Regions from separate parts of the Homo sapiens genome. Here region 2 is linked to region 1. Evidence: chromatin contacts called from ENCODE Hi-C or POLR2A ChIA-PET data. All regions are on one chromosome and are shown on one strand. Each heading gives the region's core, a stretch centred on a gene start or an enhancer-like site at or near the end of the contact. The rest is flanking DNA. Distances are from core to core; before and after follow the strand shown. Region 1 overlaps CYTH1 (cytohesin 1). Region 2 overlaps USP36 (ubiquitin specific peptidase 36).

Region 1 (2,930 bases), core at 174-2,673:
TGAGGCAGGAGAATTGCTTGAACCCGGGAGGTGGAGGTTGCAGTGAGCTGAGATCGCGCCACTGCACTCCAGCCTGGTGACAGAGCGAGACTCCGTCTCAAAAAAAAAAAAAAAAATTGAACTGGAGAACTTCAAAGGTCCCAGAAAGCCTTAAACTGCTCCTAAATTTTTATGTGAATTACTCCCCTCTGTTGTCCACTGTCGGTGTGCATTTTAAAGTTTCTGTTTTTCCTTTGTGTAAAGGAAAAGCTTAATGAATGCTGCTGATACGATTTCAAAGGGCTGGAGTGTCCAGTCATGTCTGAGGATAATCGTGAGCTTATTTGCACCTTCCTAATGCTTAAGGGAAGAAAATGTAGAAATGCGATGATAGTATAAAAGGACAAGGACTCTGCTTTTTTTTTTCCTTTTATTTTCATGAAATGTTAGTGACTTTGAGAGTTTAGTTTTGAATGGGGTTCCCAGACCGTTTTCTGACTGCTTAATGCAATAAATGAGCTGTTTCCAATTCACTACATGTCTGTATTTTTCTAAGCCTAAGTCTTCCTGTCTGGCTTCGTAGGACTGTTTGATTTGTTGTTTTAGACTCCTGTGGGCAGTGCCTTCAGGGTATAGTGAGGCTGAGTCCTCCACAGAAGGCAGCCAGCTCACCACGGCCAGTCTCTGTATTGTCCATTTGGTATTTTGGATTAGTTTCCCCTCTTTCCATTTTAAACACTCGTAGCTTAAATGAAACGGATACGTTGGACTTCATAAAAATTTAAAACTTCCGCTTTTGTAAAAGATAAAACTATTAAAAACTATTAAAAGAAATGAACAGGCAACAGATTAGAAGTAAATATTTGTAACAAATATATCTGAAAAAGGACTTGTATCTAGAATATATGATAGAAAGGCAGCCCAAATAAGAAAATGGGCAAAAAACTTGGACACTTTACAAAAGAAGCCATATGTGTAGTAGACACATGAAAAATGCTTAACATCATTAGTTGTAGGGGATGTAATTTAAAACCACCATGAAACGGTACTTCACATCCCCTATGATGGCTAGAATTAAAAAGACTGATGGTACCTCATGTTGGCAAGTGCTAGTGAGAATAAAATAATATAACCATTTGGGAAAGAAGTTTGGCAGTTTCATCAGCAATTCAACTCCTAGTTACTTAAGAGAAATGAAAACATGTCCATACAAAGACTTGTACAAGAATATCTATAGCATTCTTATATAAAATAACCAAAAGCTGGAAATACCCTGAATGGCTGCCAGCAGGTGACTGGATAAACAGGTCGAGGTAATAGACTATTACTCAGCAGTGTGAAGGAATGAACTGCTAGCGTGCAGCAGCACGGATGAATCTCACGAACATTGTGATGAGTGAAAGAAACTGTGGGCACCGTGTGCTTCCATGCGTGAGCATCTAGAACATGCAAACTAAGCTGTGCTAGTGTGCTAGCCGAAATCATGACAGTGCTGCCTCCGAGGTGGTTGCTGGGGCGGGGTGGGGTGGGGTTGACTAGGAAGGGCCATAGGGAACTTACAGGGATGGCAGGAATATTCTGTATTAATCTGAGTGGTGCTTCAAGGGTATATGCACTCATCAAAACAAATTGAACTGTGCACTTAAGGTGTGTGCATTTTGTTAAATGTAAATTTTACCTCGATCTTAAAAATGTAAAAAAAAATGGCTTTTTTCTGACTATAAAGGTAATACACCTTTACTGCAGAAAATTGGTAAAATACAGAAAAGTATAAAAAACAAATTTCTCATAAACACTTATCCCAGAGATAATCAGGATTCATATTTTGGTACGTTTCCTTTCTGTATATTCCGGTGTCTGCACACACATATTCAGAATTCAGTGTGCCCTTTGTTTTTCTCTTGATTAATTCTCTGTCAGTTACCATAGAACAGCAAGGAAACGCAGACACCAGGAACGTGAGTGCATCCAAAGTACTCAGCCAGTGAATTTGGGAAGACTTGTAACTCATGAACTGCATCTGAAGTTGTGAGTCAGGAAGTAGTCTTTAGGTTATTATTATTTTTTAATCTGGAACTTAAAATGGTTTTCCGGTATCGAAAGCGCCAAGACGGAAGTGATTCTGCACATCCCTGAGGATCCATCCATACGGGTACTCAGGCTCACCCTGCATTTGTTTCTCAAGCAGGCATTACATTTGCTCGGACTTTCTTATAGGAGAGAATTCATGTTTCTCATCGACGATCTGATGCATTTTGTAGGAATGATCCTAAATACTATTTAATCAAGCAGAAATAATATACTCATGTAGTACAGGATTTCACTTTCTGAAATGTATACGCGTCAGTTAACTAAGGCGATCCAGTAGCAGTAAGCTGTTTTCCTTTGGACACCTTAACTGGGGTGTCAGACCTGTGTAGGCTGGGGAAAGCCACTTAGAGAAGTAGCTGCCTAAGGCCTAGAGCTATAGGGGCTCCAAGTGGGGCAGATAGAGAAGTGAGCTGGCTAGCTAATGAAATTAGGGAGCCATCTCTGGTGTGTGTCCCAGGCAGTCATGTGGCACAGACTGTGACTGGCGGATATCTGGGAGTGTGCGTTCTGGTGGCTGCAGGAAAGCCTTTGGTGAGGACTGGACTGAGGCCCAGGAAGCTGAGCATTCCCAGGAGTTTCACCCCTTGCTTCTGTGGGCACCTCTGACGCTGCCTCACCACTTACACTGGAAACCATGAAACAGGCCTTCCTTGTGGTATTTGTTTGGAAATACTGATCAAAGTAATCTTCCTGGATTTAGAAAAAAATGATTAGACAATCATTTTAGTTAAATAGGAATTTCTAGATACCTGGTCATAACCCTTCATTCTGGCTGAAATTAAATGGTGTTTCCCCCATGACTTTGTTTCCTAAGGCAGCTGTTGACAGGGGAGCCCAGATTATCTTACACCTGGAAGTTC
Region 2 (2,930 bases), core at 254-2,753, 110 kb before region 1:
AGATCCGGGTACAGATCTGTCCTGCCCTTCACTTTTGCAGTAGGAGAGCGAGGCCAGAGGGTGAAACAGAACCCGCAGAACAGTAAAGGCATCAGATCAAAATAGATAGGGAGAAAACTCCTTTGCTCCCTGCCGCCTTGCAGTACAGACCATTGTCTTTACCTGTTTTTTTCTAGAGTTTTTCCTAAGCGTATCCTTTTATTTAAAGAAAAAAATGGTAAAATTGGGTTTTGTGTCCTGAAGCATGAACAGGAACAACGCTGTCCCCAGGGCTTGAGGAGAGTCTGTTGTGTGCTCTGGGCGGCGTGCAGCCTTTGGAGCTTGGTGGCTCTGTGGGCCTCACCTGGGAGAGCAGCCTTGGCTTTGTCGCACATCCTGCTGCAGCTACAGGGTGCGGGAGGGTGGTCTGCCTTTGCTGGGCCAACCCAAGCTCCAGAGCAGGTCCAGCTACAAGATCATCCTGATAAAAGTGACTGATTCATGGCAGACCTGCAGCTGTCATTTCTTTGCTTTGCTTTTTTTTTATAGGGGCTTGAGGGACAGGGTCTTGCTCTGTGGCCCAGGCAGGAGTGCAGTGGCGCAATCATAGCTCACTGTAGTGTTGACCTCTAGGCTTAAGTGATCCTCCCACACAGCTGGTACTACAGGCATGCACCACCACGCCTGGCTAATTTTTTAAATTTCTTTGCAGAGACAGGGGTCTTGCTATGTTGCCCAGGCTTGTCTCAAACTCCTGGCCTCAATGATCCTCCTGCCCCGGCCTCCCAAGGTGCTGGGATTATAGGCGTGAGCCGCTGTTCCTGGCTGCTTTCATTTCTTGTCTCTGGAGAAGGAGTCCCAATCTGGCAGCTAGTGGGCAAATTTTTATGCGAGTCTAAGTTCTGTGATTTGCTGCCTCAGCCTAAAAAAGACCTTAAATTTGGCATTTCTTGAATCAGCCTTTTTCCTCTGCTGTGTATTTTACTCCCTGTTTTTGTCCTCCTCAGCAAGCTGCGAATATTGTGCGTGCTCTGGAACTTTTTGTGAAAGCAGATGTCCTGAGTGGAGAGAATGCCTACATGTGTGCTAAGTAAGTTTCACGTTGCTTGTGGCAGAAGACTGATACCAGACGGGAAATAAGTCCCCTCACCTGACAGTGTTGTGCCCACCCACTCTTCCTTAGCGGTGACCGCTGCTCGCATTTCTTGAGGAACCTATGTGTGTCCTAAAAACTCAAACTTCTAAATAACACGAATGAAGCAATAGCTATGATTTTTATAGCTACAGTTTACACCATACCTGTTCTAAAGATGCCGCATATATTGTGCAGTAGGGGCTGTGGTTTCCCATTGCTAGGGATGGTGAAACTGAGGCACAGAGAAGTGAAGTGACCAGCCATGGGGCCACACCAAGAGGACGTGGCAGAGCACGAGCTCACATCAGTTCACACTGGCTGGCACCGGGCGGCCGCCCCAGGGACTGTGCCCAACCAGCTGCTCTCTTGCCTCTTAAGGAGTGTTTTCTTTGGCTTTCATTTTTTACTTAACTGGTTTTGGACATTTTTCCGTTTCTGCAGATAGAACTCTTACTTTGTCATTTGTTGCATTTTTAGTAGTGACAGGGTTTCACCTTGTTGGCCAGGCTGGTCTCGAACTCCTGAACTCAGGTGATCTTCCTGCCTTGCCTCCCAAAGTGCTGGGATCACACTACTACAGCCGGCTGAATATCTTTATATCTAGGTCCTTGTAAAGCTGTAGGCACTAAAGAATATATTCTTAATTCTGCTTTACTCTTCTTTAGGTCTGTTTCCTGCAGCTCTCCAAGCTGCGCGCCTCTGCTTCTGTTTTCTCTCCCTGTGTTTGCGCATCTTCTAGCTTTGCTTACGTTGACTTCCTGCCTGCCCGTTTTATCACTCAGCCACATCTGCTTTAATTTGCTCTTTCCTGTGTTGGCCCAAAGCAACTTTTTCCTGTATTTTATTTAGTTTCCTGGTGGGTACAGTACTTTTATTTTTTTGCTTTAGAATCTTCCCACTTTCTGTAGTCTTATTTCCCTGTGGTAGCTTTCCTTTACTTGAGGCATGCTTAATGTGATTTTGAGAGGAGCAGAAGGTCGAAATCTCATTGATGAAGATTCCACTATTACAGAGCAGTTGTTGCTGTTATTAACTTAGCGTTAAGACAACATTTTTCAGAGCACGAATCAATCATTCATTAATCTTTCTCATCACCTTCTTCATAGATGCAAGAAGAAGGTTCCAGCCAGCAAGCGCTTCACCATCCACAGAACATCCAACGTCTTAACCCTTTCCCTCAAGCGCTTTGCCAACTTCAGCGGGGGGAAGATCACCAAGGTGAGCGCTCGTGACACCATCCCAGGCAGCTCCGTGGGCCACAGTCGGCATCAGAATAACACGAAGAAAGTGATAGCCACGAGTTTGATAGCTGCTGTTTACACAGTACCTGTCCCTGTTCTAAAGGTTCTACACATATTGTGAAGTAGGGACTGTAGTTTCGCCCTTGTCCAGGACGGGAAGACAGTCACAGAGAGGGGAAGCAACCTGGGACGCCTTTTAAAAATAGACGTTTCTGGGTTTATCCCAGTGCCAGTGAATTTGAATCTCTGGAGGACAGGGCCCAGGAATCTGCATTTTTGCAAAATCCCTGAATGCTTGTTATACACAGTCAAGTTCCAGGGCCACTGTCTTAATGGATTTACCGCAGCTTCTGGTTGTGCTTGGGCTGGTCCTGGCAGGGACTTTCAGGGTTCTCCAGATGAGTGTGATGAGCACTGGGCGGTGGGACTTGCATTGTCCATGTCCTTTTGATGTCTAGAACAGGTGCCGTTGCATGCTCTGGCTTTTTATGAAATATGGAGTTTAGAAAAACTACTTTTGACACGATGGTATTTTATTGTTTAAATTTCATTTTGTTTTAAGACAGGGTCTCACT

Evidence for each region. Hi-C counts contacts between places; a loop is a spot of excess contacts on that map. ChIA-PET counts read pairs that join two places held with the same protein, here RNA polymerase II (POLR2A). Pooled maps may share reads with other maps.
Region 2: a loop to region 1 is called in a pooled map, with 2.8 times the contacts of the local background. The contact joins two enhancer-like sites. A Hi-C loop is called at or near these places in 1 of 168 maps with a recorded cell type or tissue (endothelial cell of hepatic sinusoid) and 5 of 50 pooled maps. POLR2A ChIA-PET finds 5 or more read pairs at or near these places in 10 of 52 experiments (CD4-positive, alpha-beta T cell, CD4-positive, alpha-beta memory T cell, HEK293 and 6 more).

Annotation. Positions count from the first base shown.
Region 1 is chr17:78,704,869-78,707,798 of GRCh38, reverse strand. All of the region lies in intron 3 of CYTH1 (cytohesin 1), which reads left to right. Among named protein-coding and RNA genes, the nearest start is that of SCAT1, 74 kb to the right of the region's middle. Within about 2 kb of position 1,423, at least 9 of the 41 ENCODE cell types and tissues checked have a DNase peak (open chromatin) inside an H3K27ac peak, as active enhancers do.
Region 2 is chr17:78,818,069-78,820,998 of GRCh38, reverse strand. It overlaps USP36 (ubiquitin specific peptidase 36), which reads left to right. Exons shown (of 21, transcript NM_001385174.1): 8 at 1-8; 9 at 987-1,069; 10 at 2,221-2,332. Among named protein-coding and RNA genes, the nearest start is that of USP36, 21 kb to the left of the region's middle. Within about 2 kb of position 1,503, at least 6 of the 41 ENCODE cell types and tissues checked have a DNase peak (open chromatin) inside an H3K27ac peak, as active enhancers do.